Regions from separate parts of the Mus musculus genome. Here region 2 is linked to region 1. A link is a loop called in an ENCODE intact Hi-C map of the cell type or tissue named here. Cell type or tissue: heart. All regions are shown on one strand. Links, peaks and the distances in the headings refer to the core of each region. The heading gives the core; the rest is flanking DNA. Region 1 has its middle 25 kb from the start of Rufy1. Region 2 has its middle 12 kb from the start of Adamts2.

Evidence for each region. Peaks named below come from ENCODE experiments on the same cell type or tissue, not always from the same donor. Only the 100,000 strongest peaks of a DNase experiment are listed, where the experiment ranks them.
Region 2: a loop joins it to region 1, with 2.5 times the contacts of the local background. A loop is called at or near these places in 8 of 42 quality-filtered maps.

The regions. Positions count from the first base shown.
Region 1 is chr11:50,450,082-50,462,633 of GRCm38, reverse strand. No RefSeq gene overlaps it. Among named protein-coding and RNA genes, the nearest start is that of Rufy1, 25 kb to the right of the region's middle. In heart, for the core only: no CTCF peak of the experiment used is centred there; DNase peaks (open chromatin) are centred at 4,843 and 5,273; H3K4me3 peaks cover 1,137 bases; H3K27ac peaks cover 829 bases; H3K27me3 peaks cover 179 bases.
Region 2 is chr11:50,583,482-50,596,033 of GRCm38, reverse strand. No RefSeq gene overlaps it. Among named protein-coding and RNA genes, the nearest start is that of Adamts2, 12 kb to the left of the region's middle. In heart, for the core only: CTCF peaks have their summits at 6,763, 8,040 and 8,801; DNase peaks (open chromatin) are centred at 8,048 and 8,783.

The sequences.
Region 1 (12,552 bases), core at 3,893-6,392:
TCCTCCTGCACCATGCCTGCCTAGATACTGCTATGTTCCTGCCTTGATGATAAGGGACTGAAACTCCAAGCCTGTAAGCCAGCCCCAATTAAATGTTGTCCTTATAAGAGTTGCTCGTGGTGTCTGTTCACAGTAAAACCCTAACTAAGACATAAATGAATGATACAATGCAGTATATACTGCAAACAATTTAGAGGCAAGTTCAAAAAACTAGAGATACATACAGACTATAAAATTATACAGAGAGACAGAGAGAGAGACAGACAGACAGACAGACAGACAGACAGACAGAATGTTTTGGGTTTTTTTTTTAAGATTTATTTATTTTATGTGAGCACACTGTCCCTCCCTTCAGACACACACCAGAAGAGGGCATCAGATCTCATTACAGATGGTTGTGAACCACCATGTGGTTGCTGGGAATTGAATTCAGGACCTCTGGAAGAGCAGTCAGTGCTCTTAACGGCAGAGCCATCGCTCCAGCCCCGCCCCCTTTGGTTTTTCTTAAACCCAACAAATCTTGCAGTTTTGGAGGTCAGATGTTTAAAATTGCTTGGCAGGGCTGCCTCTGTTCTGAAGTTCTTGGGAGAAAATCTGTTTTCTTTTCTTTTTTTATTATTTTAATAGTATCTTTTAATTGAGTATTTGGGAATTTCACATCATGCACCCCAATTGCCATCACTCCCTGATCTTTCCATGACCATCCCCTTCTTCCATGACCTCCCCCACCAAAAAAAAAAAAAGAAGGGAAAAAATAAGTCCATTTTGTGTGGTCCATATATTCGCTGGCGCATGGTCAAATTCCTAGTAGCCACTCTCCCCGCCTCCATAAGTCTCTCTGCTTGCATCCGGGCCAGAAACCTTCAACTGAGGAGAGAGCCCTGCAGGCTGATGGAAAGGGGTGGGGCCAGCTCTCCTGCACAGGGTGGGGCCTGCCTTCCCTCCCTTAAGTACATTAACATGGCTTGGGGGAGGGGCAGCCCATTAACATGGGCTTCCGTGGTAACAAGGGCTGCAGATATCAACATAACCCTTGGCAGTATCAAGCCACTCATGGCCCTCATCATCTTCACAGGCCACAGGCCACACGGCCTCAGGTGGCTCTACATGCTGGTTATACGGCATGGCCCTTAAATGCCCTTAAGGCAGCAAAGCCTGAGGATATCACCAAGGCGTGAGGCAGCAGCACAGATTGCTTAAGTCCTCGTGGATCTCAGGCTTCATCTCTTCCTGGGGCAACCACATGGGTCGCAGTCACCAATATGGCCTCCAGTGGCCTCGGGGACCACTATGGTCCAATCCAGCAAGTGAACCTTTCTTTTTCTCCGGCTTCCATCCTTGCCCAGGGCCAGAGAGACCCCGAGGCCCAGCAGCAGGTTCTGGAGCTGAGTCTGTGTCTGGATAAACTCCAGGCTGCTGTGTTTCATCCTACTGACTCTACTGAGCAATGACAGTATGTCCCCCCTCAGCCCTCTGTCCCTTGTCACCACCATCGCAGCTCCAGTTCTGCCTCTCTCTGTGGTACTCGCATGGCTCTGTTTTTCTATCTCTTTATCTTTCTCACCTCGCCATCACATATTTGCTTATTGTAGTGGTGCCCACCTGTCCTGGAGCGCATTCCTGGGTCAGGGTGATGGTGGGGGTCTTGTTTTCTTTATACCTAGCAGCTGCCTTTATTTCTGGACCCCTGACCCTGCATCATTCCACCGTCTGCTTCCGTTGCCATGTCTCCCCCTGGTAAGACCTTTTGTGACGTCACGGGGCCTTCCTCTGATGATCTAGGAAAACTTCCCCTGTCCAGATCATTAGCATCAGCGCATCACACAGAAGCCTCTTTGGCCTGCAGGGCGGAAGGTTACAGGGACTAGGATGTAGACATCTTTGAAAAATCCAGGGTCTGCCTCCAACAGGGCACCTAGAATCCCTTCCATAGAGAAAAAATAACTAATTTGCATAGCTACAGATATAATCAGCTTCGTGGCACAGAGCGTGGTGGTGGTGCACACCTTCAGTCCCAGTGCTTCGAGGGCAGAGGCAGTTCCAAGTCAGCCTGGTCTATATAGCAAGTTCTAGCCCAGCCAAGGCTAGACCCTGTTAGTGAGACAGTGAGACCCTGTCTCATAGATAGATAGATAGATAGGTAGATAGATAGATAGATAGATAGATAGATAGATAGATAGATAGATAATCTAAGGGTCCCCTAATTAAGGAGAGATTTTTGTCTGTGAATTGTGGTGTTGGCTCCTGCCTGAGAATTCAGCCTCCCCTACCAGATGGCCTGCCTGAGGGCTGAGACATGCCCAAGGAGCCATGTATAAAGTACCTTACAATCACTCCTTATGTTCTCTATAAATCTCTCTCTGTCTCTCTGCTATTCTCTGTCTCTCTCTTTGTGTCTCTCTGTCTCTCTGTCTCCATCTCTCTCTGTCTCTGTCTCTTCCTCTGCCCACTCATGGGTGTATATATATATATAATATATGTAACATATATGTATTATATATCTCCCAATAGAGACATTAAATATATATATACATATATAATCTATATAGTCTAACACTTATTCCCTCCAAGCCCTTACTTGTTCTCTCTCCAGCTTCCCCTGTTGCCATCTCTCTGAATTCCTTGTCTCCAAGACAGCCTTGCCCACCCCCATCCATCCAACAGCCAAAGCAGCTCTCAGAAAAATACCTTCTCTCTCTCCATCTTCCCTGTTTGGAATCTCTCCTGTGAGCAGTCTGCGGCCCCCCCCCCCATCCTCACCCTCTCAGATCCTGACCCTCCTATTGCAACCTCTAACCCCAGGACCAGGGTTTCACTACCCCTTCCCTGGTTGTTGGTTCCCTGTAACCCATAGCAGAACAACTGAGGGAGATGCACCTCTCCATGACCTTAGGTGGATGTCACATATTATTTAAAATCTGTCGAAATCACTGTTGGCATTGGTAAGTTCTTCAACTTTATTATAAGTGTTCTTTCTGATACTGGTTTTCCTATAAACAGACAAATATGTTTGGGATTAGGCAATCCAACTCTAATTAGCAGCTGTGGGACTCTCCCTTGCTGCTGAGCTGCCTAGAGAAAAGTACCATGGGTCAAACAACTACCCCATGCCAGCCTGACCATCTGGAACAAACCAGATACCCTGAGGCAACCATAATGAGACTGCACTGACTGTGTGGCCCGTGAAAACACAACTCAGTCAAAATGCTGTCAAGCAGCTTGTACCAGACTTCTTCAGTCACGAGCCTGGGTGAATCATGTCCACCTTGGCCAGGGAGCCACTTCTGTGGTGGAAAGGCCACTGTCACTAATACTAAGGAGCAAGGGCCTGATTGGTCCCAGGCTAAGAGATGAGATACTGGTGGCTGTCAAGGACCAAGGTTTAGATATCAAGCCCTGCAGGAAGACTGTAGAAGGGCTACTTGTCAACTGCTTTTGCCTTCCCACCACTGTACTTCGCTTCAAACACTAAAGAACAAGAAAGCTGCTAGAGGCTAGCTTTGTTTGTTCCTTCCTTTGTTTTGGCCTCAAACTGAAGATAACCTTGAACTTCTGATCCTCCTGCTTTTCCTTCCCAAGTATTGGGTTATAAGTATGCACCATCCCTGTGGATTTATGAGACCCTGGGATTAAACTTAGGACCCATGCGGTAGGAAAGCCCCCTACCAAATGAGCTATACACCCTTTATCCCCAAACCAGCTTTTATAGAGTTTCTTGCCTACCAACTTCTATCTAGGTAAAACAAAAAGAACCTTCAGCCAGCTTATTGGTGTCATGGAAAGGATATGAAATTACCCTTTAGAATGAGCCAGAGTCAGGGTGCTGATCGGCAGTTGGATGGAAGAGCATTAAGAAATATAGCAACATACCAGAGGCAACAGGAGGTAGCCTTGAAGAGAGAAAGAGGGAGAGGCTTCTGGTCAGAAGCTGGAGCATCATAGTTAAGAAACTGCAAGGAGGTGTGGCCTGATTTCTGGGAGAGTCTAGGACAGCAAGAGGGGCTGGGATCTAACAGTGTGTGGTCGTACACTTTGAGACTAAAACATGTTCTACTCTGTTGATTCTTTCTGTGTCCAAGAAAAACATGGCTTTGGGACTACTTCTTCAAGATTTCGGGCAGTTCTGTTCTGGCCCCACATTCTAGATGTCCCATCCACCCCTGCCTTCGCGGCCGTGTTGGTCGGGGTCCACGCCGTGCATCTTCATTTTCTGATCCACAGTCCAAGTCCCTGACCCCAAGCCTTTCCATCAATCTTGGTCATGGGATTTTTTTCCCAAGCATTACCACTGTAGATAGAGAAAGCCTGCTGTCTGCCAGAACCGACCCTGAGGGCCCAGGCCCATACAAGATGTTCCGGTACCACCGGATTACAAAGAGCAGACACAAGCCTGCTTGCTGCCTGCAAACAGCAAGAACTTGCTAGAAAAGCACACTGTAGACTTGGACCTAACTTTTACATCTTTATCTGTTTGAAATCTGAACTCCCTCGCCACCACCACCACCACCACCCCACCCCCCGAATTCCTAGTGATCCTTGAATAAAAAGAGTCCTCACTAAAAAAAAAAAAAAAAAAAAAAAAAAAAAAAATATTGGGCAGTGATTAAACTGATATTGTTGGACTTCAGGGAGTCGTCAACATCTTCGTGAGTTCCTTAAATAAAGAGATCAAACATTGACTCAAACGCTGATGGCCAGCCCTTGAATTGCGCCTGCTAGTGTCAAGGGCACTGCGAAGAGAACCCTGGGGACGCGGGGTGGGGGCGAGCCTCTCTGTGCTGGGGAGCCTGACTGTGGAACGCCTCCTTTTTGTAGGCACCTCTGCCTTTTACGCCAGCCTTGCCTCTGGTACTTTTCCATCCTTGCCTTCTGAATCGCTGCCATTCGGTCCGCTCCCCAGATAAAGTCACATGGAACTTTTTAAAGTTCTCTCACACAGAGCTCAGACTCATAAAGACAGTAACCAGAGCTCCAGGAACTAAAGAAAAGCGGAAAGGGGAGCCTAGGCCTCCTCGTTACCGCGGCTGCCAGGAGCCGAGCAGGTGAGCCTGCGCCAGCCACCTGGCTGTGCATCCCCACATGTCCCCAGCGGCCTACTGCCATGGAAACCGCACATAGCATCTCCTGCCGCTCACACCCTCCAGAAGCCAGACAACCGGGTTTGGCAAGGCCACAGGGTGGGTAGAAAAGACAAAACAAAAAACTAAACTAGCTAAGCCTTCTCTGCTCCAGGCTGACACCTCCTCCTCCTCCTGGCGTCTTGGACAAGACAGCCCCACTAATGACTTCCTCCCCTTGGAAAGTGGAAAGTCAGATCTCTTGCTTGGGAGGCTCTGAGGCACCAGCAGCCCTGTAATCTGTCTCAGTTACGACGCATTTGAATAACAATGATAAGGACTGCTCCGAAGGGACAAAGTGGGAAAGTGGCCTCCCAACCTTTCCAGCCTGGAAACTGAATTGCGAAGTTTCACCCCCACCACACACCCCGCCCCTTCATGGAAAACACGATTGCTAAATAGGCCAAATAGCGATCTCTCCACAGCACCCAGCAGGAAGTTAAGAATTAAAAGTTAGAATATCGGTCCTCTCTTCCATGCCCTGCACAGGTTCCAGGAATGAAATCCTCCTGGTAACTATCTCCCTCCTCCTCTTCCTCCTCTTGCTCCTGCTCCTCCTCTTGCTCCTCCTCCTCCTCCTCCTCCTCCTCCTCCTCCTCTTCCTCCTCAATGGGGACCCAGGCGGTGGGAGACAAAGCACAGCAGCACCTCAAATCCCAGCACCCGGAAACTCACTTGTATATGAGAACAAGTGAAACCTGGTCTTCATGGTTCTGGGATAGTCGGAGGCTGCATAGTGAGACCTTTTCTCACAGCACATCTGCGTGCACACTCAGACACGAAATACACTCGGTGAATGACAGCCCAAGTTCTTCACAATCTGTCCCTGATCCTGAACCCTCCCAATCACCAACAGCTTGAACCTGAATCCCCACCGGCTTGCCTGTCCATCATTCTTTAAACAGTCTGGGCTCCCTTCAAGATTCTTCATTCCAGCCAGACACTCGGGAGACAGAGACAGAAGGAGTAGGAGCTAGAGGCCAGCTTCTGCCATATAGTGAGTTGGAGGCCAGCCTCAGCAACATGAGATCCTGTCTCAAAAAACAACATTAAATAAAGCTTCCTCATTCAAAATACCATAAATCAAGTCTAACAGGACATCTCAGTGTGACTTGCGTAAATAGAAGCTTTGATAATACCCTGAAGCAAACCCCATGTCGCAAGGGAAAGGTGTGAGGGCGTAGGACTTGATAGCTAGAAAACAAGGAAGAATTAGAAATATTCTTGCCAAAGAGACTCTCAGTCATTGATGGGAGAAGATGGGATGATATAAACCCCAACAGAGGGACAGCCAGCAAAGTCTGCAAGATAAGGGATGCAAACGCCCTGAGATGCAGCAGTCCCACTACTGAAATCAAATCTATAAAGACAAATCCACACAGACAAATGGCAGATACGCAAGTTTATTCTCTGGGCCATTTGCTGGAATGGCAGACATTTGAAACCCCCACTACTTGCTAACCATAGTGTAACCATCCACAATAGTGAGGTATTCAGATCTGCCAGTCAGCTAGTGAGCTCCAGCATACATTGGTAAAGGTATGGCACGCCACCTTTTTAAGGCAGGTATGCCGAAACACATTCATATGCAAGTGCATGAAGAAACACTCGATGGGCTAGGGCTAGCTCAGTTGGTAGAGTTAAGTTACACGCACAAAACTCTGGGTTCCGATCCTCAGCACTGCATAAAACAAAGCCCAAAAACACATGCCTGGAATCCCAGCACTCAGGAGGCGGAGGCAGGAGGATCAGAAGAAGCTCAAGGTCATGCCCAGTTACAGAGCAAGTTCAAGGCCAGCCTGGACTACAGGAGAGCGTTTCTCAAAAAAAAATTTATTTTAGTTAATTAATTTTAAAAATAAAGACAAACTAGAAATATAACCAAGAATCTAATAAAGACTGTTATCTAGAGGGTCAGGGTTGTAACTCACTATTGCCCAGTATGTGCAAGGCACCGCAAGAAAACAGAGTTGGGAGAGAATTGCTAAGAGTGCCTTTCTCCTATACTATTTTGATTGCTGAATCATATAATGTTCGACTTCCACTGGGAAGCTAGACAAAGTTTTTTTTAAAAGCATTTTAGTTACACACGTGTAAAACATTTTTTAACTCAGTCACCTTCCTAAAGACATACAAAGTTGGGACTTGGTAGATATGTTCTACAGAAGCTATGTTCTCTTTTCCCCCTAGGAAACTTCCTGAAGGGACAGCATCCTGTATCACTCACCTTTGGGTCACTCGACTGAACAATAGATAACTGCACAATAGATATTCACCAAATATTGACTGACTAGACACGTGGTGTTTTGTGGAGACTGACAGGCACAGCTAAAGATGCCAAATTAGGCGCCAGAGCGCATGACAGGGGCTGTTCACTTTATTTAACAAGAGTCACCATAGAGATGAGAGTAAGACAGTGGGAGAGATGACGGTTGCTAACAGCAGCAGCCTGAGCCTGGTGAGCCCCCGGAGACAGAGCCTGTACCATATCTAAATCAGGGGTTCATCTCTGTCTGGAACTTCATACTTTGGGGGGCACTTTTTTAGTGAAGTTTTATTTATTTTAACAGCAAATGTCAAAAGTGTTTAAATAAATATTACCCCCTAACATGTGTAGCTGTATTATAGGAGATTCAGTTTTTTCTTGCCATTTTTCCTTTGCTGATAAAAAAAAAAAAAAAAACAGGAAATGAAATCTGGTTTATATATAATTTGTCACACATGTAATATACCCAACTTTGTAAGCACTCCAAGTTTTCATTAACTCTACTGAAATATATTCACATTAAGAAATCTCTCAGCCCTAATGTTGTTAGTTTCAAACTTCCCAACTTAGTTGTTTTGCTAAAAATGCAGATTGGAGCCAGATGGAGGGCGAGGCACCCCCATTTGACCTTCCTCCTAGCCAGATTCCCACAAATGGCAGGAGAACCTTCTCTGATTAAAAGAAGCGTGAAGAAGAAAGGGAGAGAGAGGAAAGGCAGGCCCGTGCTGGAATGGGAGGGCAAGAAAGGCCACCATCACTGACCACAGCATTTGCCATCAGTCTAAAGCTAGGGTTGACAAGCCATGCCCTCAGTGGCAACTGAGGCTCCGTGCACCGGAAGGACCAGGAGCTCCTCTACTCTGAAGGAGCAGAACCTGGCCCACCCCACTATCCTCAAAGAACAGAATCAGGTTCCTGGGAATTCTCAGACAAAAAGATGGGCAGATGGCCAGGAATCTACAAGCACTTAAAAAGTAAATCACCACAATAAAAAAAAATTAAATATGCCACCAAAGAATTACAACCAAAGGAAATGAATAGAAGAAAATAAAGAAATTATGATATAATTTCCATCTTCTGCAGTATGGTAGAAAATAGTTCATTCGTTTTAAAAAAAAAAAATTATAACTAGAGCCAAGTGTGGTGGTGCGAACCTGGAGGCACTCAGGAGGATGAGGCAGGACGATGCATCTGAGGCCAGCCTGGGTTACATGGTAAGATTTAATCTCAAAATAGGTTATAAATAGTAGAAACTGAAAATTAGTTCTTTAAATGCAATAGATGGGAGCTGGAAAGGCATGGCAGCAGTTAGGAACGCGTTTCCAGCACCCACATAGGGCTGGTCACAATCACCTGTAACTCCAGCTCCAGAGGATGCAACACCCCCTTATGGCCTTTATGGGCATCTGTGCTTATAGGTGTACACACATTAAAAATACAATAAATATATTTTCTTTAAGCCAATAGAAGAAAGATAGTAAGCTACACATAACTGAGGGATGGTGGTGTCGTAGAAGATGAAGCTAAATGTGAGAAGTAAACACTCTGGACTAAAACTCACCAGACGCGGAGGACAGATCCAGACATTCCAACGTCAGTATGACAAGGGTTTCCCGAAGAAGAGAACACACAGGCGGGAAATGAAGAAATGACAAAAGAGTTGATGGTGGTAAGCATTCCAGGCATAGAAAGGACATTGCTCATCAAATTAATCAGGTCCATTTAATGTCAATTGGGTCAAATGAAAAGTCAGAGAACTTTCAAAACGTAGGCACATTAAAGTAAATATTTACAATATAAAAAAAAAACAAATAGAAGGGAAATCTTGATAACTTTTAAAGAGAGAGATTAAATTAATCATAATAGCATGAAAAATATGTTAGCATTAGATATACCATCAAAGCTGTGTGCTAGAAGATCGTGGAACAATCTAAAGAGTTCCTTATTTTTACTTCATGAGTGAAATATGTGACCCACGTGTGTGCCTGCCATCCATGAAGATGGGTAGACAGCATTAGACCCTCTGATCTGGAGCTACAGATGATACTGGACGAGCTTGTGGGTGCTGGGAACAGAACCCAGGCCTTCCACAAGAGCTGCGAGTACTTTAAGCACTGAGGCATCCCTCCATTCTAAAGATTATTTTTAATTTAGATTTCAATAACCAACCAAACTACCACTCAAGGGTAAATGTTAGATAAAACATTTCCAAGCATGTATGGGACCATGCCACCTCCCAAAAACCCAAGAAAAATAGAAAATAGAAACTCAAGTTGGATTCTTACAGTCACATTGGACAGCTCACAACTACCCGTAGCTCTAGTTCCAGGGGATCTAATGCCCTCTTCTGGCCTCCTGTATTCGCAAACACATAGATACACATAAATAAAAATAAATCTTTTTAAAAATACTAAATTTCAGGCAGATGTGGTGGTGTATACCAATAAGCCCAGCACTTAGGATGCACCCCTGTGCACATGCATCCCTGTCTACAGGCATCCCTCTGCACATGCAAGAGCAGGACTTAGGAACTATTCATTTAGCCCTGCCACACAGGCTGGAGAGATGGCTCAGTGTATAAGGACATTTTCTGTTCTTGCAGAAGGTTTGAATTCATTCTGAGCACCCACATCAGGGGGTTTACAACCACCTATAATTCCAGCTCCAGGGAACCTAGCACCCTCTTCTGGCCTCTGCAGACACTGCATTCACATAAATGGATACACATGTGTGTCTCACACACACACACACACACACACACACACACACACACACACACACACATATACTTTTACAATTTTAAAGAGAAAATATTGGGAGAGATGGCTCATTGGTTAAGAGCAGTGACTGCTCTTCCAGAGGCCCTGAGTTCAATTCCCAGCAACCACATGGTGGCTCACAACCATCTTTAATAGATCTGATGCTCTCTTCTGGTGTGTGTCTGAAAACAGCTACAGTGTACTCACATACATAGAATAAATAAATAAAAAAAAAGAGAGAGTGAGAAAATATTTAAAAGCTATGAGACTTCTAAAAGAAGTATAAATTAAAAGTTCTCTAAATCATTGAATCAATAAGCTGGTTTTGCTCTTTTGAACAAATGAAAATTTTTGTCAATTTCATATATTTGTATTCACTCAGGGGCAGGTGTTTAAAAAAAGCAATGGAAATCACCTAAGAAATGTATTTAAATAATTACATAACTTTTCAGCTCCCTTTAAGCTAGTAATACAAGAACTGGGGGTGTTGCTCCACAGCCGAGAACTTACCTAGTGTGTCAGGTCATGGGATCGGTCCCTATCACCATAAGAAAGAAAAAAAAATCAAAGAGGAAAACTCATGAGCATGGTGGCAGGTGCTTGTCATCCCATCTGTCAGCAAACTGAGGAGGGGGTCATGAGTTTAAGACCAGCATGGACTGCAGAGTGAGACCTTGTCTTTATAATAGAATATATAAAAATCATGCTAGCTAAGAAGTGCCTAAATTGAGATAGTTATACTATATGACCAAAACACTCTCTCTCTCTCTCTCTCTCCTCTCTCTCTCCTTCCATCCATATCTCTCTCCCCCTTTCATCTCTATCTCCCTCGATGTGTGTGTGTGTGTGTGTGTGTAGCTCAAACTAATGGAGCCACACACACTAGGCTCTCAGCTCTCTACTGAGCATCACCCCTAGTACAGACAAATTCTCTTAGAATTCTAGGTCACTCAGATAAGCTAAGCAACATTCCTGATGGGTGCTTCTACATCATAAATTGAAACTTAAGCCCAAAATGCAAAGCTAGGTACTACGGCTCTTGCCTGCAGTCCCAGTGCTTTGGAGCCTACACTAGGAGAATGGTGAGCTTGGGGTTGGCTCCGGTTACATAATAAGACCACATATCAAAAAAAAAAAAAAAGAATTTTCCTAGCCTACCAAGCACAATATAGACAGTACCATAGTATAACAGAAAACACCAGGTATTTACCTCATGGCTGTGGGGTCACTACCCAGCACCCCAAGACAGCATCATAACGGGAAAAGATCCAAATTGAAAACTCAAAGTATGGTTCCTTCTGAATACTTCTATCATCAAGAATTTTAAAAATCTTTAAGTCATGTTCTCATAAACTGGGTACTGCTACATTTGGAATCTGCAATGTCTTCCACAAGCTCATGTTTTAAACAGTCAGTTCCCACCATGTGACTGCTGTGGAGAGGAGGACTCTGAATATTACACCTGAGCCTGGTTCTGGCCAGCCATCTCCGACTTCTGGTTGGTGCCATGTGAACAAGCTAGAACCAGCTGTGGCCACCACCTCCCGCCACCAGGGACTATGTCACTACACTGAGACTTCCCCACTGGGATGAACTGAAATGCCTCTTAACTGTTATTCAAAAAGAATCTTCCCTCTATTAAATCGTCAGCTATTTGGATCACAGCACTGAAAACTAACCAACGCAGGTACCATCTGTCTGTCACCATAAGCAAACAGAAACATCTCCTTTGTCCTTTCAAGACCAATAAAAAAAACTTTCTTGTAACCGAGGACTGCAGGATACAGGGTGTAGTAGGTCAACATTTTAGCCCCAGATCTTCACCTGTGCCCACACTCCATCCATAGCCTCAGTACAGGGAGAGAGCCATTTCCAACCCTTGACCTTGGGCTTGGCCAATGGGGTATCAGCAGACGTGATGCCGGCAAAAGCTTAAGATATGTTTGTGTGGCAGATGTGCTCCCTTGAGGCCCCTGACATAATCCACCGGTGTGCACGCCCTTACTAATCCAAGGACGGGGATGATAGACATGTAGAGAGGAGCTGTCCGGCTGCCATAGCAACCACCTGCAAACTCTGCCTAAGATTCAAATGATTAGCGTTGGGTGCTGCTGTGATTTGGGGATGGCTTGTTATACAACATGATTGTGGCATTAGCTAACTGATACTTGGAGGCCAAAACATTCAGGGACCTCTGTGGTACCTGAGGAGTAACTCCGGGGCTTTACCGTTAAAAGGCTTCTCTTCCTCAGGTGGCTACTCCTGGAAGAGCCACCCCTTTCTAAGCACAGCTCAGTGACTCCAATGCTCTAGCATGCTGCTAGGGCAACAGTGCAGAGATAGCTGTCAAAATAGTCTTCAAAATGTTGGCACCCACTGACCCAGCAATTTCACTCCTGCGTATTGATCC
Region 2 (12,552 bases), core at 6,547-9,046, 130 kb before region 1:
TGCTTCCCATGCGAAGGTTCCTTTGGAAGAGGCCACTCTCCGACTTATGCTCTTTTTCCCACTGGGATTCTGCTGGCCAAGGCACCATGGGTCCTGCTTCTTGGGGTTACAGAAAGGAGGGTTCCTTCTGTGCTCACTAGCATTGGTGGTTTCAGCTCCTGAAGAGGTCCTAAGGCAGGCTGCTCCAGCTGTGTCACAGCCCCTGGGGCCTTTTCTTTAACTATATGGGTGTGATTTCCTATACATCACAGAGGATTTTAACACTCAAATGGTTTGACATGTGTGAAGGGCTCAGAGCTGAGCCACAGCAGAACAAGTGCACCATAGTGCGGCTGCATACAGTATGAAGGATTGCGATGCAGACAGGGGTCCTCACACAATCTGCTGCACTTACAGAGGGCCTCATCTGATGACCCTTTGTGAACTGAAATGAAGACCCATGACTCAGGGCTAAGGATATAGTTCATTTGGCGGGGTGCTTATCTAGCTTGCATGAAGCCCAGGTTTGATCCCTGGAACCACATAAACAGGGTACAGTAGCACTTGGAGTGTACGCCAAAGGATCCGAAGTTCAAGACTAGCCTCAGTTCTGTGGTGAATTAGGAATCAGCCTGAGACCCTGTCTGAAAGAGGTGGGAGGGAGAGAGGGAGAGAGAAGGATAGGGAAGGAGGGAAGGGAAGGGAGGAAGCAGGGAGGAAGCAGGGAGAGAGAGAGAGAGAGAAAGCCCATAGCTGATCTCCAGCATCATGAGAGAGAGGATGGGCCTTGCATCTCGCCAGCCCAGGAAAAGATCCAAATTCAAAACTCAAATCATGGTGTCTACTGAATATGTATTACATTTGCAGCACGATAGAGAAGTCCTACATAAAGTCATCCCAAGTCAGTGTCTGTCTGTCTGTCTGCACCTTTAATGTCTTTCAGGATTTGCTGAGCATGGCTTTTTACCCACCCGCACCCCCACTGCCTGGAGACCCAGCCCCTAGCATTGGTGAAAGGAATGTCAGGATGGATTTTAGTACCACACAAGCCCAGCAATTGACCAAACAGCCAAGCACACAGATACATGCCCAGCAAGGATTTGTGGAATGAGTCGATAATATAAGATGATTTTTTTAAGTAGATAAAATAAGATGTGTACTATGCAGAGCTTTTTTTTTAAGTGATAGACTGCATGGGACAAAGAGGAAGAAGCTGGAGAGATGTGTAGGCTGGTGACTGATGGGAGAGAGAGGGGTAACCAAAATGGGTTGCCCAGGCAGTGAGCATCTTAAGCTGAGATTGGAGCGTGCAAAGGCCCTGTGGCAGAAAAGAGCTTTCCATGCTCCAAGAGAAGCAAGCAGAAGAAAAAAAAACCCAAAACATGGAGGCAAAAAGCAGGAGGATGAGGTGAGGAACAGAGGGAGCTCAGGGGTCAGAGGCAGAGCGGGGCAGGGTGTGGCTTCACCAGTCTTCAGTATTAGCATTTTGTTTAAAGCCAGGGAATAAGGTGAGACTGAGCCCATCTCAAATTGTTCACTGAGATACTGGAAGGGGGCTTCCCAGTGCCTTTTTCAAAAGAGATGCATGCCCCTACCCCATGAGCACTTTCCTCTGTTTACAGGAACCGTCAGGCTGGCTTCTGGTTTCCTCTTCCCGATGGAATAAGCACAGTCGGAAGAGCACCGGAAGTCAGCTCTGCTTACCAGTTAGCAACGAGCTTGGGCGAAAGATCTTCCCTGCCCCACCTTGCCCTCATCCTCTTGGCATCCCCCAAGATGAAACCTGGCCTAACCACTTCCCGACAAAGAAGATGAAACCCCGGCATGGTGGTCCTCAAGAGTATAGAGGTCCATCTCTAGTGCTCACCATAGCATGATGCTGCCCAGACACTACTCCCAGAGAACTGGAGCTTTCTTCTGGTAAATCTGAGATAGGAGTAGTCATTTCAGTTGCTTAAAACACAATGATGCTAACTGGTGAGTTGGGGCTCCCCTCTGGGGACCCATGGAGGGTTTTATTTTCCTGTTTTTCTTTTATCTTGAATTATATGCCAACATTTTTTTTAAAAATCAGAAGAGTTTCTGTGAAAATGTGTGGTTCTGCCTGGGGTGGGGAGGGAAAGAGGAGAGAAGGGAGGGAGGAGGGAAGAGAGAAGAGGAGGGGGATGGGAAGGGCCATCTAGCTGCTAGTCTAGACTGGCTCTACTACTGACGACTTCTGCTCACCAGGTCTTCTTCTGTCTTCCACCATTTGGTGGGCAGGGGCTGGGACCTGGCCCCCTCTGTAGCCTTTGCCTCATCCCAACCCTTGACACCTGAACTATGCCACACGAAGGCCTCCACTGTAGCATCAGGTTACCAGAACTTTCTAAAATGCCTACAAGATCCTGTTTCTGGTTAGAGTTTGACAGTGGCTCAGAAAGAAACTGCCTCCAGGCCCTTCCAAACTTGAGCACAGAAGCAGGAGCGGTGGGGGAGGGAGGGATGGGAGGGGACAGGGGACGGAAGATTTGGGGTTTCCCAGGACAACTGTCCATTTCAGGGTGTGCGAGGGGATATCAATGAAAAACAGAAAGACAATTGACAGGCGATCTGCCCAGGTGACCTGGGGTAAGGCTTCAGAGTGGACATACGTGCACTCAGGTGCACAGAGACCAGTCCACACCTGTGTGATGATGCAAACACAAGTGTGCCTCCAGATGCACACCAGCCTGCAGCCCAAGAACGCCCCCAGCTCCGGCGAGGCAGCCATGCACTGCAGAGCCCACATGGTGCTCCGGCCTCCCTAATTGCATTTCTGAAAATGAGAAAGAGGAAATCGAATGACTTTCAGGCAGCCGCTGTTCCCCCATGGCGATTTCCCATCTCCTTTCCGAAGGGCCAGGCAGCAGGGCAGCCTCCAGTTCTCAGCTGAGCCTCCAGACTCCTTAGCAACCCTCGGCAGGGTCTGTGCTGCAAGCTGTCTCTGGCTTCAGACAGTGGCCAGCCCAGCTCTGCTTTGTCCTCACCTGCCCTGTGTCTCACAGCCATGGATGGGAGCTGCAGATATAGAGGGTGGGGGGCTACTGGCCTGTTCGGCGCCCCCCACCGGAGCTCATGATCACATCATTTCCTACCCCTAGCAAGCCCAGGCTTCTGTCCTAAGAGAGCCTTGTGCCAGGGATGGGCAGCCGCTTCTCCTATGCATCCTTCTGCATGGCTGTGCTGTGGGCCAGTTTCCTCCCTGAGACACTTCCCGCTCCATCCTGCTCTGCAGACCCTCTGAGGGAGAACTCCCTCCAGCCCACGCCATATCCTATTCCACAGGACATCTCACTGAGGCCATAATATCTGTGTGTGTGTGTGTGTGTGTGTGTGTGTGTGTGTATTCCAACATGTGCATGCATGTATGTGTAGATGTGTGGCCATCAAAGGTTGACTTCAGGTGTCCACAATCTCTCTGCACCTTAGTTTTTGAGACACGGTCTCTTGCTGATTTTGTAGAATGGTTGGCCAGGGAGTCGCCTGTCTCTGCCTCCCCAGCTCTGAGACTAAAGGTGATCGTCACCACACATAATTTCTTTTGTTGGTGCTTGGAATTGAACTCAGGCACTCATGCTTGTGTGATAGATGAACCACCCCAGCCCCAGCAGTGGAGATTTTAAGCCTGATTAACAAATCTCATTGTTTCCTTTAGTCGCTGGACCCGTGAGCAGTGGAATGTGCCATTGAGGAAGGGCAAAGTCCCAGGGCCAGACAACCACAGGAACGACCCAGCTTGGTCTGAACAACCAAGGCCCTGCTCACCTGAGTCCTCCCTGAGAGTGGAACAGTAGTTTTCTGTGAGAATTGCAGAACATGGCGGCTCTCAAACAAGCCATCACTGTTGAGAGCCGGCCCTCACTCTCACCCTTGGTGAGCCCCGGACTCACAGGACCTGCAGCCTCAGCACCAGGCTCGGGAGCTCAGGCCTGGGAGCTGAACTGGGGTCTTGGTCTCAGACAAACAGCAACTTGAACTTGCTGTGGAGTGAATCTCAGCTTCACTGGGTCCCCAGCTGGGGCCTGGCTGGACCTCTGACCTTGATCCTGACCTTGACACCACTGCACCTCAGCCTTCAGCCTGTGTCTAAACTGGACACTATATTTTAGTCTTGCAAGACCCCATAGCTTGGCCTCCTGGGCCTCAGAACTTAGGTCCACTGATGCCCAGACTGTACCTAAGAGAACCCTCGACTTAGGGTTTAGGCCCAAATAGGACCCAGATCTTTGATCTTACTCAACACCAAAGATTGGCCTCACCAGGCCCCCAGCATCAGCCTCAAGTGACTCCAGTCTTTCATCTCCTGGACCCCACAGTTTAATCTGCTATATCCCTAACCTTGACCTTTCTAGCCCAAGCTTTGGCTGAAACTGGACCCCACGGTGGTTGGTACTCCTCTTTTACACAAGGTTTCTCTCTTTTTCTTTTCTTAGTGACCCTTAAATTTTCATCTCTTTCCCACTTTGAGAGGGTCTTGCGTATCCCAGGTCTCAGATTTCCCGTGCCTTGGACCTGGACCCCACTGGCCCCTGGTGTTGGCCTCCCTCCCATCAGTTTCTTCCACTAACAGCCACTCTTCCTTTCTCCTCCAGCAGGGGAAATTAAGGTTCCCAGAGAAAATGCCTTCTGCAGGAGGCCTACCCCACCAGGCAAGCTGTTGTTCAAGAGAGAGAGAGAGAAAGCAGCTCCCAGCCTCACTTGTAACAATCTCCGAATGTTGTGCAGCCCTGCAGTACAGGGTGTACACGGGCCCAGGCGCCTCACGGTTGCATAATTTTCCAGCTGTTTTCAGGACTATTTCATTTCTTCGTCTGGCAGACTCTGCGAGCCATATATAAAGATGATATATATGTGTGTAAATATAAAGACGAGCATATGTGAGCAAGGCGAGGGCAAGTGTGAAGTGGAGAGAGGAGGCGGGGAACGGGACTCGGCGAAAAGACAGATGAAACAAGTGTAAACATTTAGAATGTCACCTTCGAGACGCCTGGGAGACGGAACGAACTTGGACTCAATTAAACCTTAAACGAGATGTCGGTTCGGTAGAGCCAGTCTCGGATTTGGTGGTGTTCGATCTTCCTCTTTTATAAAAATATTTTCATTTTGTCTTCCTTTTTTTTTCTTTTCGAACCCCTTAAAACTCCATCTTTCCCCCCTTTGAGATTAGGTCTCGTGTAGCCTAAGCTGGCCTTGAACTCACTCTGTAGTCATGGATGACCTCAAACTTCTCCTCCTTTATCCCCTCTGTTGTTGGAATTCTCCAGCCTCCAAAGTCATGACAACAGAATGGTGCCCCACGTTCACAAAGGGTCTAGCAGGGCCTTGATCTTCTGATCTCCTTCCACCGCTTGGGTGCTAGGATTGCAGACCTGTGGTTTATGAAGTGCTGGGTATGGAACCCAGGACTCTGGGCACTTTAGGCAAGCACTCTTCCTACTGAGCTGCTCCAGCCCAGACTTCATGATTTTTTTTTTTTTTTGTTACAGAGATTCTATGTGTATCCGCTTGCCATTATTTTGGTCTGAATTTATTTTTATCTTGTAAATTTTTTGATTGGTACTTCTAGAAGAGAGATGTTCCAATGCTGGGTACATCTTAGCAATATAAACCAAGATGTCCCACTCTGGGGTAGTAACAAGGTGACAAGTGACCCATCGGACCATCTACAAGGTCCCAACACATCCTCCTGTTGAGGATCTCTGTTGGACGCGACAGGACAATGTGTCATGCTCTTCTGAAAACGGAGTCTTCTGGGATGGCACCCACCAGGCCTGTAAGACTCATCTCTCATACCACAGCTAGAAGCTTGCAGGCAGCACCCTACTCATCCTACTGGGTAGAGCAACCTTTTCAACTTGAAGTAGATACATGCATATAAACACCATATCTCTAGAGTCTTGGCCCCCTTTGGTTTAAAGGAAATATGTACTGTGCACACAGGATTTTTAATCTAGTGTGGCAGCTGGCTGACACTGGGGGCTGAGGCCAGCCTGTCCCTCTCTCTACCTCTGTCCTGTCCACACTGATCAGCTAACTATTAGCACAAGACACTGTTCCACAATTGCCCCTCCCCAAGAACCTCATGGTTAAGTCATTCTTGGGCTCCTGCCTCTGCAGGCTGGGAGGCAGGGCCAAGGGAGCAACTCTGCTGAATATCAGCCCACATGGAACCCTTGGAAGAGGTCAGCAGCTTCTAAAAGGTCTGAAAGGCACATCAGTGGGTAAAGCATTTGTCACCCAACTGTAAGAACCCTAGGTCAGAGTCCCAGAACCCACCCAAAGCTGGAGACTATAGGCCACATCTGCAGCCCCCCCGCCCCCCCCCACACCTATGAAGAGATGGGTAGTGGAGACAGTGGAATGTCCAGAAGCTTGCTCACTGGCCTGGTGTGTGCGATGGTGAACAACCAGAGACCCTGTCTCAAGCAAGGTGGAAGAGGAGGATCAACGCTGAAGCTGTCCCCAAGCGTCCACATGCGTTCTGTGGGACACACTCACACAGAGGCACGAGGAGAAGCTTCTAGAAAGATGAGGAGAAAACTGTGGTGCTTTTTAAAGCGTGTGGGAAATAAACAGTGAGTCGTCATTCTTGCTACTTCACAACTGCAATTTTGCTACTGTTTGGAATGACAACGTAAAACATCCGATATGCAAGATTTGCCCCTCAAAGGGTCGTGACACAGGCTGAGAACCACTGCTCTAGAGGGTCCCCCTTTTTTCCCCTTCATTCCTTGGGTCAGTTCTGAGAACGACGCCGGGATGTACGCCCCTTGTGGCAGCTAAAGGCATTGCAGCCGCCGTGATTTGTGTGTGACCTGTCTTCCACAGGCCGGTGGTTTGTTTGGTTTGGTTTGGTTTGGTTTGGTTTGGTTTGGTTTGGTTTGGTTTGGTTTGGTTTGGTTTGGTTTGGTTTGGTTTTTCCAGACATGGTTTCTCTGTATATTCCTGGCTGTCCTGGAACTCACTTTGTAGACCAGGCTAGGCTGGCCTCGAACTCAGAAATCCGCCTGCCTCTGCCTCCCAAGTGCTGGGATTAAAGGCGTGGGCCATCACTGCCTGGCAGGCCGGTGGTTTGCATTATTGTTCCCAGGCAAGTGATGCTGTTTGGGAGAGACTGGAACCATTTAGGTAGTTGAGCTGAGCTGACAGACGTGGTCTTTGACTACCTCATGCTGCCATACAACCCTTGGCTCCCATCTTACTCCCTCTTTGTCTCACCTTGAAAAGTCAGTGGTTCCCCACACATTCTTTTCCATTGTCAGTGGTCTTACTCCCTCCGTAAAATGAAAGACTTGCTTATATGAGTGTCTGTCTGCATACACGTATGTGCACTGTGCGTGCAATGCCTGTGGAGTCCGGAAGAGGGCATCACATCCCTTGGAAGTGGAGTTACAGACCCTTGTGGAACACCCTGTGTCCTGGAACTGCACCCTGGTCTTCTGAAAGATCAACAAATGCTATTAACCCCCCGAGACACCACTTCACACCCTGTCTTACTCTCTTTAGCTCAGTCTGGTTTTTGTTTGTTTTGGTTTTGCTTTATTTTAGGGTGTGTGTGTGTGTGTGTGTGTGTGTGTGTGTGTGTGTTTTCAGTGGTGGGAGGGAACTTGTCAATATAGCTCTCTCAAAAATGGTGGGTTTCCTGGGTATTTGATCTCACGTGCTAACAGCCACATGTCAATGCATCTCTAGCCAAGCCTTTCTTTATGCTCCATGACAGGTACCAGGCTGTTATGGGGCCACACTTCAACCACCATTTGATTCTTCCTACTGAGTCTTGATTTGACTTTTCTCCCAGGCTGTATCTATGTACACATGAGAATCTTTTGAGTGTGCAGGCTAAAACAGTTTTCCAACCCTGCTATTCTCTGAATTTCCAATCTCTGTTTCCTCTCATTCCTTTTTTAAAAAGTGTACAGCTCAGCTCAACTACCCAACGGTTCCAGTCCCCCCCAAACAGCACTACTTCCCTGGGAACAATAAGCAAACCAGCAGCCTGAGGAGGACCCATCACACACAAATCATGGCGGCTGCAATGCCTGCAGCTGCCACAGGGGGCGATTTTTAACTTTGTGTACATAAGTGTGTTAGAATGTTCACATGTACATATGAGTGTACATGTGTGCACAGGGAGGGATAGAGGCTAGAGAGTGTCAGCTGTTCTCCTCAGACACTCTCCACCCTAACTTTTAAGGCAGGTTCTCTCATGGAACCTGAAGCTCTCCAATAGGCCTAGGTGAGCTGGCCAGCAAGACCCAGACTTCTCCCATCTCTGCCTCCCCAGTGCTGGGATTACAGACACGTGCCACCACCGCCGGCTTTTATGTGACTGTTGGGAATTCACTCAGGTCCCAAGCACTGCATCCTCTGGGGCACCATCTCCCCAGCCCTTCCTCTGCATTCTTTTCAGAAGTAGCTGATGGTCATTCCCAGGCTAATTCCTCTTCTGAGCTCCATCTCCCACACAGGCAGCCCAAGACAGTTCTTGCTATCCTTGGGTTCACTCAGCCAAGGCCAAGCACACTTGACAGAAGTAGCTGGAAGCCAGGGCTTCAGCAACTGTTTTACTCTCTGTAACACAGGCCACCCGTTTCCTGGCCACCGGCAACAGTGACTGCCTCTAAAGACAGCGCCACAGACTGTGGGCTTGGGTTCTAGGTACTGCTGTCAGCAACAGTGCCCACATCAAAACGGCAGAACAAACCACCCAAAATTAAACCAGAACCTGGCAGCCCACTCAGCTGGAATGCAAGCTTGGCCTCGTAGCCCCACCTCTGTGGAGTAGATGCATTTTTCCAACCAGCCTGTAGGGGCAGCAGCTCCCACGGGGAGGCTTATGGCACGGGGCAACTCCGAAGTTTCTAGAAGGGTGAACATAAAGCACAGAGCTTTTTGTTCCTGACTCAAATTAGAAGCCTTCTTACTTCAGTTCGCATTCTCCTGGCAGGCAAGCCACACAGCCAAGCCCAGTAGGAGCATGCATTTTGGAAGAAGGGGGGTTGGATTGGTTTTTATTTTAAACAGCATCTCGAACTTGTCGTATTGTTGCAGCTGGACTTGAACTCCTGACCCTCTTGCCTCTAGCTCCACAGCCCTGGGATTACAGGCGTGCAGCAGAACATCTGGCTCCATGCTCAAATTCCTTGGCTTCTGGCCTCATCTCTCTGATGGCTGCCCCCTCTTCGGCACATGTGTGTGTGTTAAATCACATCCCTCTCTTACAAAGACTCTTACAATTGCACTTTAGAGCTCACCTAGATGACACAGGACAACCTCTACAGAATTGGATCTTCAAAGAGGCTTCCTCTCGGTGAGGTATTTACACATGTTGGCAGCTGAACCTTCCCTAGCAAAAGTGGCCAAAGCCACTCCAGAGTACGGAGAGCCAAATTCCCCACACTGGGCTTGCTCTTGCCTACTAAGAACCAGCTCAAATCCAGAAAGAGGCTGAGGTGGGAGGTGAGGATGTCAGTCGGATTTGAGCTATCTGGCCTCAGGGAAACCAGGAGAGCTTGCCCAAGGGCAGGTGCTCACTGCTATCTTCTCTGAGCCTGCAATTGAGGTCCAGCCAGCCACTGCTTTTCCCCCCATGCAAACGTCTTTTGTAAGTCGTGCCATCCCTCTGACAGGAAAGCCTTGCTTTGATGAAACCAAGCTCTTTAAAAAGGAACATTTTCTCAAAAGCCATAAGAGGATCCCCGTGAAATTAAACCAGGAAGACAGACAGACATCGTAAAGGCCCCAGACGCTGGTTCTGACTTTTTCAATTGTCTGTTAAATTAAAGTTGGGCCATAGAGACTGTGTGCTCGGCTTGTCTTCCTGGGGGACAGGCTGTCCTCCAGTAGAGCGCCCAAGGCTGGATAGAATTCGTACCTGCAAGCCTATGTTTGAGCTCCAGGAGCTGGAAGGATGCTATCTGGGGTAATTAGGAGTGAGCCTCTTCATCAGTGAAGAGCTGTCAGACTGTCTTGAGACAGTGGGGAAGACCCACCATAACATCCCAGAAGTCTCTAGTGTTTCAGTCAGGGTCATTTAATAGATAACAGAAACTGACCTGAGGTGTGTGATGGTTTGAATATGCTTGGCCCAGGGAGTGGCACTATTAGAAGGTATGCCCTTGTTGGAGTATGTGTGGCTTTGTTGGAGTAGATGTATCACTGTGGGTGTGGGGTTTTAATCCCTCATCCTAGCTGCCTGGAAGCCAGTCTTCTCCTGGCAGCCTTAAGATAAAGATGTAGAACTCTCAGCTCCTCCTGAACCATGCCTGCCTGGATGCTGCCACGCTCCCACCTTGATGATAATGGACTGAACCTCTGATCCTGCAAGCCAGCCCCCAATTAAATGTTGACCTTTATAAGACTTGCTTTGGTCATGGTGTCTCTTCACAGCAGTAAAACCCTAACTGGGACAAAGGGAAAATCAACCTATCTCACTAAACTAAAAATCCAGGAATTGTTTGGCCTTGGACATCCGAAGTGCTATCCTCAGGATCTAGGTTCTATCTTTCTATTCTCTACTTTGCTTCCTGTGGACTACCCCATTCACAGATTCAATGTGTTCTCATGGTGCCAAGAGAGCCTCCTGCTCTCACAACCTCCGGCTCTAAGGGGAAATAGATTGCTTTCCTCGAGAGTTAGAGTCCTAGGCATCTGGCAGACCCAGATGGAGACAAGTGCCACCTCTGTGCCTATCTTATAGCCTCAGGTTTACTGAGGCTTTGATGGTGACATCATCCTTGTGTTACCCAAAGTCCATAACTCATAGGCAAGGGATGATTGGGAGTTGTATTAAGTGACAAGTTCGTCCTTATAGCCTGGATTGACCTGCATAATGGCTCTGCTAGCCTACTCCAACTGCCATAACAAAATTCTATAGTGTCAGTGGCCTAAAAACCAGGAATTGAGATGGGAAGCTAGGGGGCATGGTGCAACGATTGGTTTCTGACTCACAGGCTTCTCCCCTGAGTGACCAGGGTGAGGGGGCTGAGTGTCAATTGCTTTTTATAAGGACCCCAGTTCGATTATGTCATCATCTCTCTTTAAAAGTCTTTCCTCCTGGACTGGGGCAGTCACACAACACTGGTGTCTGGTGACAGTCCAGCTGTTTGGCTACATCCCAACATGGTAGAAAAGGGAGAGGAGAAGTAGGTAGTGTAACAGGCCCCAGACCTTAGCACAACTGACTCCATGATGGAAATATCAGTCAAGCCATAAAACTCAGCTTGTAGACAGTACCACCTGCCAAAACTAAAACAAAGGCTTGATCCATCAAAGTCCATACAGATCTGGGAAAGTCTCTAAATGTGCTAACCTTGTCTTTTGGGTTCTGTAGTTCTGCTGCTGGATAATTGTTCTCACTAACTGAAGTATGTCAAGCCAGAACATGGTTTCTGTGCCTTAAAAGCTCACCCAGATAAAGGCTCTGAACTACCCTGAGATCCTGAACATCCAGTGTAATCTCAGGCTGACTAATAAAGACTTAAACTCGTGTCTAAGCAGCCTGCTCTGTAAGATACCCAACAGCTGCCCACTCTTGAGAGAATTCATCTATTCCTTTGAGATTCAACTCCCTCCACCAGACAGGCACTTCTTTCTCCTATGATCTACTCCCTACTTACCTACTGTGGGGCCCAGTTCCTAAGGGTTCCACCATATCTCAGTACTCCACAAGGGGAACCAAGAGCTCAGCACACGAATCCTTTTGCAGGAGTCCTAGCCAACCACAGCACGGAAATCTTGATGGTCACCAGTTCAACAGATAAATGGAGATAGGCTGCCTAGATCAGACAGGAGCTGACAGTCAGGGCTGAGACGCTTCCCAAGTCTTGAAGCCTCTGCAGCCTCCCTCCTATGAGCTGCCAGCAACCAGCCCAGCTTTGTTCCAGAGCCACCCCTCCACTCTAGGGGGTAGGGGGAGCACGACCTGTGGAGTTCAAGTCATCTAGATGCTGCATGCCTAGGAGCTTGGGCCCCAGCCACAGTGCCTGTACCCACCTTTTAGATTCCACCCTCAGAACCCCAACCTCCAAGGCTATCAGCCCCTCTTGTCCATCCATACTCTCATCTTAACCTCCTGGTGACCACAAGTGAGGCATAGCTCACCTTCATGGCTATGTGAGTCTTTGGGGATTTACTGGTTAAAGAATAGAATCATACCATGCCTAACACCAGGAGCAGTTCTCACTTGGTAACACATCATGGCTGTGTCCTGGGGTGTGGCCAGAGAGATACCTACTAACTCCTCATGATAGCTCAAAACCATGCCCACAATTTGTTGAGCCACTCCTATATATGCTGACATTTTTAGTTTGTTTGCAGGTGTGTGTGTGTGTGTGTGTGTGTGTGTGTGTGTGTGTGTGAAGCATGCACACTCACAATCATATAATAAATACCCTTGATTGACTAAATACTGGTTCATTTATATATAGAATAAAATTCCCATTGTGGGATTGCTGAGTGTGGTGATTTGGCCCCCGCAGATCCATGTGTTTGAATGGTTGTGGCACTATTAAGAGGTGTGATCTTATTGGGAGACTTGTGGCCTTATTGAAG